Linked DNA regions of Homo sapiens: region 2 is linked to region 1. A link is a contact called in ENCODE Hi-C or POLR2A ChIA-PET data. All regions are on one chromosome and are shown on one strand. The core of a region is the stretch at or near the end of the contact, and the rest is flanking DNA. Distances in the headings are between cores, read along the strand shown.

Region 1 (6,662 bases), core at 672-3,171:
ATCACCTGAGGTCAGGAATTCGAGACCATCCTGGCCAACATGGTGAAACCCCGTCTCTATTAAAAATACAAAAATTAGCCGGGCGTGGTGGCAGGCGCCTGTAATCCCAGCTACTCGGGAGGCTGATGCAGGAGAATCGCTTGAACCCGGGAGGCGGAGCTTGCAGTGAGCCGAGATCGCGCCACTGCACTCCAGCCTGGGCCACAGGGCGAGACTACATTTCAAAAAAAAAAAAAAAAAAAAGTGGTAGGGCCGAGACACAAACTCACACAATTGGACAGGAATCCCCACTCAATCATCAGAAAGCACCTCTCCGCAGTGACTAACAGTCTGACAATTTAGAGTAAAAACAAACTCAGTTTCTCCCACTAGTCTTGCAACATGCTTCGGACACCAGGTATGTGGGGATTTTCTCCCCACAAATCACGCAGGTCGTCAGTTCTGCAGTGGACACAGGCTGGGTGTCGTCTGTCATCCTAATTCAGTCATCTATTCTGACAGCGTCTTCCTGGAGATACCAGCAGACCCCCACAGGTTAACGGCTCAGCCCCGCAAGACTGCCCCCCACTTCCAGTGCCCAGGTTGTTTGACCTGCGCTTGGGACCGACGGGGCGTAACCCGGTGACCTCCTCAGGTTGCGGTAATTTGCTAGAGTGGCTCCCGAACTCACAGACATGTTTTACTTACACTTACCAGCAGAGTATAAAGGATTACAAAGAATACAGGTGAAGAGATGCGTGACGTAAAACCGGGGGGAAGCGCTTGGAAATTCAGGGCCTCTCTGGGCACCGCCTCCAGGAACCCCCACGTACTATCTGGAAGCTCCCTGAACCCAGCCCTTTTGGGTTTTTACAGGAACTTCATTTCACAGGCGTGATTCATCAGCCACTGGTGATCAACGCAACCTTCACCCCTCTCTCCTCCCCAGAGGTTGGGGGTGGGGCTGAAAGTCCCCAGAACCTCTAACCCTGCCTTGGTCTTTCCTGCGACCAGCCCCATCCAGAAGCTCCCTAGGGGCTGCCGGCCACCAGTCCACTCAGCCTACAAAAGACATCACTTTGGAGGTTCCCGGGATTTCAAGAGTTGTATGCCAGGAAAAGGGGATGGAGCTGAAATACACAGTTCACTGTATCAGTTACCTCAAACTTAAAACGACCAAAACCCACCTCTGATCTCCACATCACCCAGACCCGACAGTCTACCGCAAAGCAATAAATGGCCACCTTCTCCCTCTTCCTCTGGCCCCAAACCCCTGAGTTACATTTGCCTTTTCCGTCTCTGCCTTATGTTCCATGACCAGTAACCGCAATGGCTTCACGTTCCAAACACATCCGGGACCCAGGGGTTTCCTCCCCGCGCCGCCCTCCTTTGGGCCATCCCTCCCCAGGTCTCGAGAGACCGCAGCAAGAGTCTCCGCTAACGCCTCGCCGGGCCCCCGCCGCCTTCCCCGGAGGCTGCTCCAGGGCCCGGGAAAGCTCTCACCCCCGAACCCGGCGTGGCCCCTCCGCCCCCGGCCCGGGAAGCCAAGTCCCCGCAACTGCCCTTTCCGCGGCCGGAATGGCCTTTCCCGACCGGCCCTGGTTTCCCCGGCCGCCTCGCCCAACTGCTGCCGGCTCCAGGGGCGCGGCCGGGACCCCAGGCCCGAGGAGGGCGTCGGGGCGGGGAAGGGGCCAGGGTGCGGGGACCCAGCGACCGCCTGGGCCTTACCTGAGGCGGGGGCGGCGGCCGCGCTTGGCGGAGGAACTGGGGTCCCGCTGCGGCCCAGACCTCCCGGCCGCGGGCCCAGCCGCCGCACCAGCCACCGCACAGCGATCAGCAGCACCGAGGCGCCCAGCAGCTCCCAGGCCAGCGCCGCCCACTCGGCCGCCGCCAGCCGCGGCCACAGCATCGCCGCCGCCCGGGCCGCAGCCGCCGAGAAGCCCGCGCCCCGCGCCGCGCCCGTCCCAGGACCCCGCGCCGGGCTGCCCGCGCCCTGCCTGACGGCGCCGCGCTCGAGGCGGCCGGGGCGGCGCGGGGGACACGGACGGCGGCCCCGCTCGCGGAGGCCCGGCGAGGGCGCGGCCCCGGCCCTGGGACCCAAGCGGGCGGGAACGGGCGAGCGGACGGGCGGGCGCGGCAGGCGGGGCGCGGGCAGCCCGACGCGGGGTCCTGGGACCGGCGAGGCGCGGGGAGCGCAATGTGCTGGCGGGGGCCGGGGCTGGGGCCCGGGGAGGCCACCAGGGCGGGGCCGGGCGCGGGGCGGCGCTTCTTCGCGCCTCCCGGCCCCGGCCTGGCGTCCGTGGGGCGCTGTGCGTCTCCGAGAACGAAGCGGCCTCCGGGTTCGTGTGCTCCGAGCCCGAGTACTGTTTGCGGCCGTCGTCCCGTCCTGGAGCAGGAGTGAGGAAGCGCCTCTCACTCCCCCGCGAACCCGCAGAACAGGCCGCCGGCGCTATGGAGACCGGCGGAGCTTCCCGCTCCTTCACCAAGGGGCCCTGACGCGCAGTTGAAAGCGCGGATTTTGCCGGGCGCGGCGGCTGCGTCCGGAGTCCCAGCGCCTTGGGAGGCGAGGCGGGAGGATCCCCACGGCCCGGGAGCTCGAGACCAGCCCGGGCAAATATTTTGAAAGTCATGGTAAAAGCCGCAATTACTTTTGCACCAACCTAATAGTGAGACCCTGTCTCGAAAAAGGGAAGGAGGATTTTACTGTATGTAATTTAGATGTTTTATTTATTTTTTGATGCGGTGTCTTGCTCTGTCGCCCAGGCTGAAGTGCAGTGGCGCGATCTCGGCTCACTGCAGCCTCCGCCTCCTGGGCTCAAGCGATTCTCCTGCCTCAGCCTCCCAAGTAGCTGGGATTACAGGTGCCCACCACCACGCCTGGCTAATTTTTGCATGTTTAGTAGAGACGGGGTTTCCTCATGTTGGCCAGACTGGTCTCGAATTCTTGATGTCAAGTGATCCACCAGCCTCGGCCTCCCAAAGTGCTGGGATTACAGGCGTGAGCCACCGCGCCCCGCCTAATTTAGATATTATTAAATGAAAATGAAAGACCTGAAAAATATAATTGATATCCTTGGTTAAAAACATAATTGATCTGAGCGAGGTGGCTCAGGTCTGTAGTCTCAGCAACTCTGGAGCGTGAGGGGTGATGGTAGTTTCAGTCCGGGAGTTCGAGGCTGCCATGAGCGTGATCTCGCCTGTGAATAGCCACTGCACGCCAGCCTGACCAACATAGCAAGACCCCATCTCTTAAAAAATATCATTGGATGGTACTAATGGTTGGTTGGGCACTACAGAAGAAAGGGTCAGTAATTTTGAAGATGGATGAAATGGAAATTCAAACCACGATGAGATGCTGCTTGAAATCCACCAGAATGGCTAAAATTTAAAAATTGGCAATATCAAATTTTGCTGGCAAGAGCAAACACTGAGTTAACCACCTTGGAAAATAGTGAGGCAGTTTCTTTCAAAGTTAAACGTACACCTCTGCTGTATTCTGAGTGTCTGTCCCCAGCGTTCGTATGTTGAAACCCTAACCCCCCTTGGCCGGGCGTGGTGGCTCACGCCTGTAATCCCAGCACTTTGGGAGGCCGAGGCGGGCAGATCACGAGGTCAGGAGATCGAGACCATCCTGGCTAACACGGTGAAACCCAGTCTCTACTAAAAAATACAAAAAATTAGCCGGGCATGCTGGAAGGCACCTGTAGTCCCAGCTACTCGGGAGGCTGAGGCAAGAGAATGGTGTGAACCCGGGAGGCGGAGCTTGCAGTGAGCCAAGATCGCGCCACTGCACTCCAGCCTGGGTGACAGAGCGAGACTCTGTCTCAAAAAAAAAAAGAAACCCTAACCCCCAAGGTGATGGTATTAGGATGTGGGGCTTGTGGGAGGTGATAGGTCATGGGACAGAGCCTTATATACTTCCCTTAGAAGAGGCCCAAGAAGGCTGGGCACGGTGGCTCACACCTGTAATCCCAGCACTTTGGGAGGTCGAGACAGGAGGATCGCTTGAGCCCAGGAGGTGGAGACCAGCCTGAGCAATATGGCGAGACGCTGTCTGTGCTAAAAATTTAAAAAATTAGCTGAACGTGGTGGCACACGCCTTGAGGAGGGAGGATTACTTGAGCCTGGGAGGTCAAGGCTGCAGTGAGCGAAGATTGCGCCATTGCCCTCCAGCCTGGGAGAGAGAGACCCTGTCTCAAAAATAAATAAATAAACAAGTACGTACATACATACATAAAAAGGTAATTATGTAAGTCCTCGTTACGGAGCCTCCATACATGAAGGGCTTTAGAGCCGATTTGTTAAATGGTCAGCTGTAGTCAGCTGTTGACACCCAGCGTCCACTCTCCATTAAGTTATTAAGAGCTTTTTCTTAGTTACAGAAGCTCTCAGTGGGCTGTGGAGACGCTGCCGTCTCCTGAACACATCCAGCGACCACATGACTAAGCAAAGGCAGCGGAGAGTGGACGGACGGTGATGGACGCGGCCACGGAGCCCAAGCGCCCACAATGCGCATTCCTGTCTTTTCTCTCCCCGCTCACCTCAGAGCGGGACGGAAGGTGGGACTGGGAGAGCTGTTCTCGGGCAGGTGGACGCTGTGGATTAGCGGAGAGGGAAGGCACTTTCGTTCTCGGCACCGTGAGGCTGTCCTGGTCAATCCTGTTTTCATGCTTGAGGGTCTCTGGTGCAGCAGCTCCACCAGCCTTGACACCAGGACTTCTGTGGAATCCAGGTAAGCAGCCAGGGTCCTGATAGGGCCATGCCCTCACCCCCATGTAATGCATCCACTCCCAGTTAAATGAGAAAGGAACAATCACAGGAAAACATGGAGAACAACTCCACTGTTCAGAAGCCAACCCTATATTAGCTACTGTTTAGGTAGAAATGAAAAACTTTGAGACGTAAACTCCTGCAGGTAGAAGTAGATTTCCGGTGAATGAACAAAATGAAGCTTATTAGAATCAATGGCCTCTTCTGAGAGCCGTTCTGAATTTTTTTTTTTTTGAGACGGAGTCTTGCTATGTCGCCCAGGCTGGAGTGCAGTGGCGCGATCTCGGCTCACTGCAAGCTCCGCCTTCCGGGTTCACGCCATTCTCCTGCCTCAGCCTCCCCAGTAGCTGGGACTACAGGCGCCCGCCACCACGCCCGGCTAATTTTTTGTATTTTTAGTAGAGACGGGGTTTCACCGCGTTAGCCAGGATGGTCTTGATCTCCTGACCTCATGATCCGCCCACCTCGGCCTCCCAAAGTGCTGGGATTACAGTCGTGAGCCACTGCGCCCAGCCCTGATTTTATTCCTAGTTGTAATTTAACTTCTACTTCATTTCTGATCCGAGATCACAAAGGGGCCATGTGAGCCCCAGGGACTGAGCGGAAGCTGAAGTCTCACAGCTCGAGGATTTACTCCCAACGTGCTGGGAAAAGCCCTAGATGAGCAGGGAGTAGCTAATTTCTTTTCTTCCCCTTCTTTTTCAATATTAATTGGATTTCCTTAAAGGCCGTGTGTCTATTAAGTTTGTTATCAATGGCTATTTAGCACTTGTAGAAACCCAGCCGTATGTTACATACAGTAGGGTCTAGTCAGGAAAACAGCCCAGGCCAAGTGGTTCAGCAGAGGAAATGCAGGGGCAGGGACGGCAACCGCAGGACGCCAGAGGCCCTCAGGTGGAGATAACGGCCCTGAGTGGAAACGTACAGGCTCCAGAACCTGGTGGGACCTGGGCTGATGCAGGGGAATGAGGGGTTTCAGGGGAGCTACGGCCGTGACCATCAGACGCCCAGCTGCAGGGACAGGCAGGTGGCGGGGGGGGGGGGTCTGTTTTCTGGGTGAAGATGGGGGCATTTTTGAAAGCATTGGGAAGATACACTTGACGTATCTATCCAGTCTCCAGAAATGCACGTTTAACGCTCAGAAGGAAATCTTGCAACAATTGAAGTGCTGTGGGAGGCTCCGCGAGCAGAGACAAGATTGTCCTTCTCTGGGTTTCAGGGCATTTAGACATGACACTCAAAAATATTTCACTGTGGGCCGGGCGCGGTGGCTCATGCCTGTAATCCTAGCACTTTGGGAGGCAGAGGCAGGTGAATCACCTGAGGTCAGGGGTTCAAGACCAGCCTGAACAAAATGGTGAAACCCCATCTCTACTGAAAATACAAAAATTAGCCGGGCGTGGTGGCGGGAGCCTGTAAGCCCAGCTACTCTGGAGGCTGAGGCAGGAGAGTCACTTGAACCTGGCAGGCAGAGGTTGCAGTGAGCTGAGATCGAGACACTGCACTCCAGCCTGGGCAACAAGAGTGAAACTCCGTCTCAAAATATATCTATTTCATGTGAAGGTGAAATCCAACCCCGACGATGTGTAGAAAAGCCCAGCAATCTCCCGCAAATCCCTGAGCCGATGGCCGCGGAGATGGGTGTCCTGGTGGTGCTCCCAGAGCTGCCTCCCCAGGTGCCACCAGGACATGCTGCCTTTGGGGCTAGAGGTTCCCACCTCATCAGTAACGAGGGCATCGCCAGCCCTCAGCTGCCTTGGGCGCCCACAGTCGGCTTTCACGCCTCCCAGAGGTTCCGCCACCTTCAGCCCTCACTTCAGATGGAGTCAGAACTTAGAGATGTGGACACTGTGAAGGTCACCGGCAGCCAGTGGTGGAGCCGGGGGAAGGGTGTAGGACGCCCCCACACACAG
Region 2 (5,786 bases), core at 2,470-4,969, 310 kb before region 1:
CTCCTCCCCAGCCGCTCCTGTATATGACGTCACCGCCGTAAGACCACAGGACACCGCCCCAGCCGCGCCTGTAGATGACGTCACCATCGTAAGACCACAGGACCCTTCCCAGCCGCTCCTGTATATGACGTCACCGCCGTAAGACCACAAGTCACCGCCCCAGCCGCTCCTGTAGATGACGTCACCACAGTAAGACCACAGGATACCGCCCCAGCCGCGCCTGTAGATGACGTCACCATCGTAGGCCCACAGGACCCTTCCCAGCCGCTCCTGTGGATGACGTCACCGCCGTAGGACCTAAGATTGATGCTGGAGAGGTTCTTCAGACCCTGCGTTCTGACGGCTCCGCTGGCACCACCCAGACGGGTAAACTAGCTCTTCCGGTCTGTGGCCCTCACAGGAACCGACTCGGTGCAGGAGGACAGCTTCAGCCCCTGTGATTTCATCCCCGACCAACCAGCCAGCACTCCCCACTCCCTAGCCCCCTGCCTGCCAAACTATCTTTTAAAAAACTCCAGTTTCCAAATTTTCAGGGAGGCTGATTTGAGTAATAATAAAACTCCAGTCTCCTGCTAGCTGGCTCTGGATGCACTAGACTCTATTGCAATTCTCCTGTCCTGATAAATCGGCTGTCAGGCAAGAAGAACCCGTTGGGTGGTTACAGTTTCAAGGCTATATTCAGAGAACTATCCACTAATAAAATCTCTGTTTATGCAGTAGGTCCCACCCCACACCCTCCCTGCTCAAACTGCTGCAATCCCGGCACAGCTTTGTTGACAATGTACCCATCAGCCAACAAAATGTAACAAAATGCACTTTCTTTTAGTTATCTCCTGCTACGTAATAAACTTCCCCGGGAGGTGGAGGTTGCCATGAGCCGAGATTGCACCATTGCACTCCAGCCTGGGCAACAAGAGCAAGACTCCGTCTCAAAAATAAATAAATAAATAAATAAATAAGCCTCCCCGGAGCTTGATGGCCTAAATAGCAATCTACCGTGAGTGCTCAGGGCTCTGGAGTTGACTGGGCTGCGCTGGGTGCTTCCTGCCTAGGGTCTCCAGTGTGGTTGCAGCAAATGCAGGCTGGAGCTGTCCAGCATCTCTTTCTGAGTAGCCTCTCCACGCTCAGCTTGGACCCCCTCACAGCATGGCTGCCAGGGTCATCAAGCTTCTTGGCAGGCAGCTGGCCTCCCCTAGGACAAATCCCACAAAGCTGAGGCAGGAGTTCCAGGGCTACTAAGACGCCGTCTCAGAGTCACAGTCTGCCACCTCCAGCTCATGCCACTGGCTACACAGGCCCAGAGTCCGTGCGTCTGGGGAGGCACCATCCTGAGAAGCCATCTTACGAGTGAGAAGTGGGTGCCAGGAAATGGGGTGCCACCATGATTAGCACCCCAAATATGTGCTGTCACCTTTGGAGTCACGCAGAACCTGGGGGCCTCCAGGAGTCTACGGGGGATGGTGGGAAGGCTGGGGAGGAGGATGGGAAGGAGACCCCCGCTGAGGGCAGGCGGAGCGCTGGGGTGGCACCACCTCTGGCTGCGGGGAAGGTCGTGGCCCTGCGAGGACCTGTCTAGACAGAGGCTGAAGTTGGGGGCGGGGAGGTGGGGGGCAGGCACGTGAGGAGCCGTTGAGTTTGCAGAATCTGGAGGAATCAAGAGGGCCCAGGACAGTCTTTTAAGCCAGTACCAGGTTCTCAAAGTGAGAAATGGCCTCTGGCCTAAGGGTGAAGACCTCAAAGGCGTGGCTGAAGCAGCTTTATTGAGATTTGCAAGATTCACAAGCTATCTTTTAGACTCGATACAGTCAGGCCTCTGGGAACCTCGAGGGCGCCCTTCCGCAGCCTCCTGGGTCTCAGCCCAAGGAGACAAGAGCTTGCCCCAGCGAGCAGGTGTGGGTTAACTCAGTCACGCCCGCAGGAGACACACAGGGTTTCTGCAGAGAGCTCTGTTGTGGAAGTGCCGTCAGAGAGAGGCGGCTCGGTGTGGAAACAGGCCTCTTTATGCTCAGGAGGCAGGCTGAGAAGCTGCCCGGCCACAAGCACAGGCCACCTCTTGCAGAAGAGGGACCTTAACTCTGACCTCAGCCAAGAGCCCAGGAGACACAGCCTGGGGTCACAAAGAGTCAGCTCCTAGGAGCAGGCGGTGCTCACCTAGAAGCTGCTGGTGTGGACCTGGCTGGAGCTCAGGTTTCTGCCAACCGTGTCTGCTCCTCCTGTCCCTGCTGTTTGAACGGGGGTGTCGGCGTGTTCGTCCCGCCCCTGCCTTGTCATCGCATATTGGGTCTAGGGCCCCAGAGAAGTGCACGCCTGTGATCCCAGGCTTCTTAGTTCAGTTCCTCAGATGGAGATGTGGGTGAGAGACGCTGAGGGCCTCCTCCCCAGCCCTCGTTCTGATATGATCAAGGACTCCAAGCCTGGGCCTGAGGATGCAGCGGAATGAGAGGCCGAGGTCTCTGGAGATTGAGTGTGTTTTCACGTGGAGCTAAGGGTCACTGAGTGAGAGGGTGGCCGCCCCTTGTGCTGGCTTCTCCCTTGATGAATCTGGACTGGCCCCGAGCTACAGACTGAATCATCCCAAACTGGGAGACTTACACAAGCCTCCCTCCGGCTTCCAAAAGTTCCTTGGCTTGAGGATAACTTGGCAATCTCCCCTTGTGGAAGGACCCCAGTCCAGGATGGCCTCATCTTTGCTCATCACATCTGCGACACGGCCCTATTTCTAAATAAGCTCACCCTCTGATGACCCTATTTCATTCTTTTGAGACGGAGTCCCGCTCTGTCACCCAGGCTGGAGTGCAGTGGTGCGATCTCGGCTCACTGCAGGCTCCGCTTCCCGGGTTCAAGCCATTCTCCTGCCTCAGCCTCCTGAGTAGCTGGGACTACAGGCGCGTGCCACCACGCCCGGCTAATTTTTTCTAATTTTTAGTAGACACGGGGTTTCACTGTGTTAGCCAGGATGGTCTCGATCTCCTGACCTTGTGATATGCCCGCCTCGGCCTCCCAAAGTGCTGGGATTACAGGTGTGAGCCACTGCACCCGCCCTTTTTTTTTTTTTTTTGAGACGGAGTCTTGCTCTGTTGCCCATGCTGGAGTGCAGTGGCACAATCTCGGCTCACTGCAACCTCTGCCTCCCAGGCTCAAGCGATTCTCCTGTCTCAGCCTCCTGAGTAGCTTGAATTACAGGCACATGCCACCACACCCAGCTAATTTTCGTATTTTTAGTAGAGATGGGGTTTCACCATGTTGGCCAGGCTGGTTTCGAACTCCTGACCTCAGGTGATCCGCCTGCCTCGGTCTCCCAAAGTGCTGGGATTACAGGCGTGAGCCACCGCACCTGGCTGAAAAATTTATTTTTTTAAAAAGAGAGAAGTGCTTAGGAAATTCAATAAACTTACCTTTTTTTTTTCTTTCAAAAATTGCCCCGCTTGGAGCATGCTTTGAAAGTCACAAATAAAGGCTGTTATGTCGTGGCATTCAACCATTTTTGTCTGAAAAGCAACTTCCAAAAATCAGCTGTAGATTCATTGTGTTTCTTTCTAAAAATGAAGTGTTGTAATTAACACTACCCAGTTTCATAAATAAACAAAACATATTTTCTTGCATTCTAGTTTCGGGTTTCAGGATGAAACCTCCATCGATATCTCTAGTTCCTTCAAGTCTGCTGAAATGTCACCTTCCCTGCGGCAAGCATATTTTAGGTAAGGCGTAAATGCAGCCTGCCCCTCCCGGCACCCCACTTCCCCTTGACTTATTTGAGTGATGTGTTTACCTGTGATGACCGCGGCTCATATCTCCCCACCAACCTCCGGGGGCCCCAGGAGGGCAGAGAGCATGTGCTGTGTTCACTGTTGCTTTGAAAGTGCTTAGAACTGTGTCTGGTACATAGTAAATGTTCAATTAAATTTTTTTTTTTACAGTTTCACTTTTCACACTTAAGCGTTTAATCCACTTGCAGTATAGTCATCCCTCGATATCCTCGGGATTGGTTTCAGGACCGCCCTTGGATCCTGAAATCAGCAGGTTCCCAAGGCCCTGGTATAAAGTGGCCTGGTATTTGCATAGAGCCTACCCACCTTCTCCCAATACTTTCAGTCATCTCTGGATGATTTGTAATACCTAATGCCATGTAAATGCATCCCCTGGCGTTCCCGGATACCTGCCTGCATCACACAGTCCCTGCCTGTCCATCTCGCAGCTTTACAGCCCAGGAAGGCCCAGGCCCGGCTCCTCCCGACCTCTCCCGAAGTCCCTTTCCCCCAGCCTTGGTCCCAGAAACAACCAGCTCGAGGTGGGGGCAGTGAACGCTCAGGGTGGAGTTGCAGGCTAAGCCCTCCTAAGCTGCCAGGGAGAAGCGCTTTTCTGCCAGCAGCTCTGCGGAGGAAAATTGATTTCCTTGGTAATGAAGTGTTAACCCGCTGGGGGTGCTCGGAGCCGCGCCAGGCAGGCGGGAGGCCCCAGTTTGCACAGGCAGTCTTCCCAGACATGTCTCAGAGTCCTCGTCCCAAGCTGCCTGGGGCCCCGGGTGGGCCTGGAGTGACCAAGGGCACACAGACCTGCTTGCGGGGTGAGCTGAGCCGGCAGGGCCCAGCTCCCCAGGCCGGGAGGCTCCATCACCTCGTAATCATCTGGTGGTCTGGTGCCTGCCGGTCCAGGAGAGTCGCACACACAGTAAAATCCTCCAAAATCAAACACAGCTGCTTTTGCTCCTCCTGGAAAGGCAATGAGAAGCCCCAGAGGAGGTTAATGAAGTGCCTTGGAGCCCTCGGCCTTAGCCTGCAGCTGCTGATTTTCCAAGCAGGGCCATCTGAATGGGGGAGGCTTCTCCCAGGGTCCCTGGGCTGATGTAGGGGCTCAGCCATCTCAGTCCCTGAGGCTGGACCCCTCCTTGATGAGGGTCATGGTCCGACAGGGAGGGCCAGGCAGCATCAGCGCAGGTGTGGCCACTCCCTCCCTCCCCTCCTCCTCTGCTGGCCCCATGGCAGCCCCCCAGGAGCTACACAGCCTTGAATCCCCTCAGGGAGGCCCCCAAGGCCCGTTTGGGGAGCTGCCCACGCGGAGCCCAGCACGCCCGCCCGGCTTCTGCAGGGAGGGGCCCATCTCTTCCTGGCTGTGCTGGGTTTTCCAGTGCAGGCCAGAGGGGAAACTCCCATGATCGAGCCCAGCTGAGCCCCCTGCTCCAGCCCTGGGGGGCCGAGGAAGAGCAGGTTCTGAGACCCCGACCAGCTCAGGGCATCCAGGAGGGGCCAGGGCACCCTCTGTGCGGCTGGGGTGTCCTCCCAGTCTCCCCTCCTGCTGTCACTGGCCCGCGAGGCATCTGGAGGGCCCACACCTGCCAGTGACCCCTCTGGGGGGTTGTCCCAGGCTGCGCTGACTTCCTTTCTGTGGCGCGGGTGACACAGACGGCGACTCTCCAGGGCGGGGCAGGGGCTGGCAGGGCCGCCGGGTGTTCCCTGACCCTGGAGGCTTCGGGGAGGGAGGGGAGGACGCCAAGCAGGGGCGGGAGCTTAGAGTCCCCCCCACAGCTCATCAGGCCACGCGAGTCCTGCAGGGTGGTCTGGGATGGCCCCTCACCCTCTGACGTCCTCTTGGGCTGGGCCAGTGAGGAGCAGCCACAGGAAGGCGGAGGGTCGGGGGTGGAGGTTGGAAGGCAGAGGGCGGAGGGCGGGCGGGGGCATCCATTCTCCCGAACAGGGGTCTTGCTGCGCGACTCTTCCATCTCACGCTGCCGGACCTGTCTCTTCCCCGCCGTCCACGCTGGGGACGGTTTTAGTGATTTCCCCGGGTTC

The links. A loop is a pair of places that touch in the nucleus more often than their neighbours do. ChIA-PET counts read pairs that join two places held with the same protein, here RNA polymerase II (POLR2A). Pooled maps may share reads with other maps.
Region 2: a loop to region 1 is called in a pooled map, with 6 times the contacts of the local background. The contact joins the enhancer-like site here to the promoter of ANKLE2 in region 1. A Hi-C loop is called at or near these places in 2 of 37 single-sample maps with no recorded cell type and 7 of 50 pooled maps. POLR2A ChIA-PET finds 5 or more read pairs at or near these places in 1 of 52 experiments (HEK293).

Annotation. Positions count from the first base shown.
Region 1 is chr12:132,759,911-132,766,572 of GRCh38, forward strand. It overlaps ANKLE2 (ankyrin repeat and LEM domain containing 2), which reads right to left and starts at 1,922. Exons shown (of 13, transcript NM_015114.3): 1 at 1,708-1,922. The coding sequence starts at 1,888. RefSeq lists enhancers at 1,268-2,136, 2,491-2,590 and silencers at 1,371-1,960, 2,051-2,340.
Region 2 is chr12:132,446,037-132,451,822 of GRCh38, forward strand. LOC112268102 (a long non-coding RNA gene) reads left to right here. Exons shown (of 2, transcript XR_002957440.2): 2 at 1-970. Among named protein-coding and RNA genes, the nearest start is that of MUC8, 26 kb to the right of the region's middle. RefSeq lists enhancers at 1-32, 33-719, 5,059-5,368 and silencers at 3,675-3,724, 3,755-3,824. Within about 2 kb of position 3,720, at least 3 of the 41 ENCODE cell types and tissues checked have a DNase peak (open chromatin) inside an H3K27ac peak, as active enhancers do.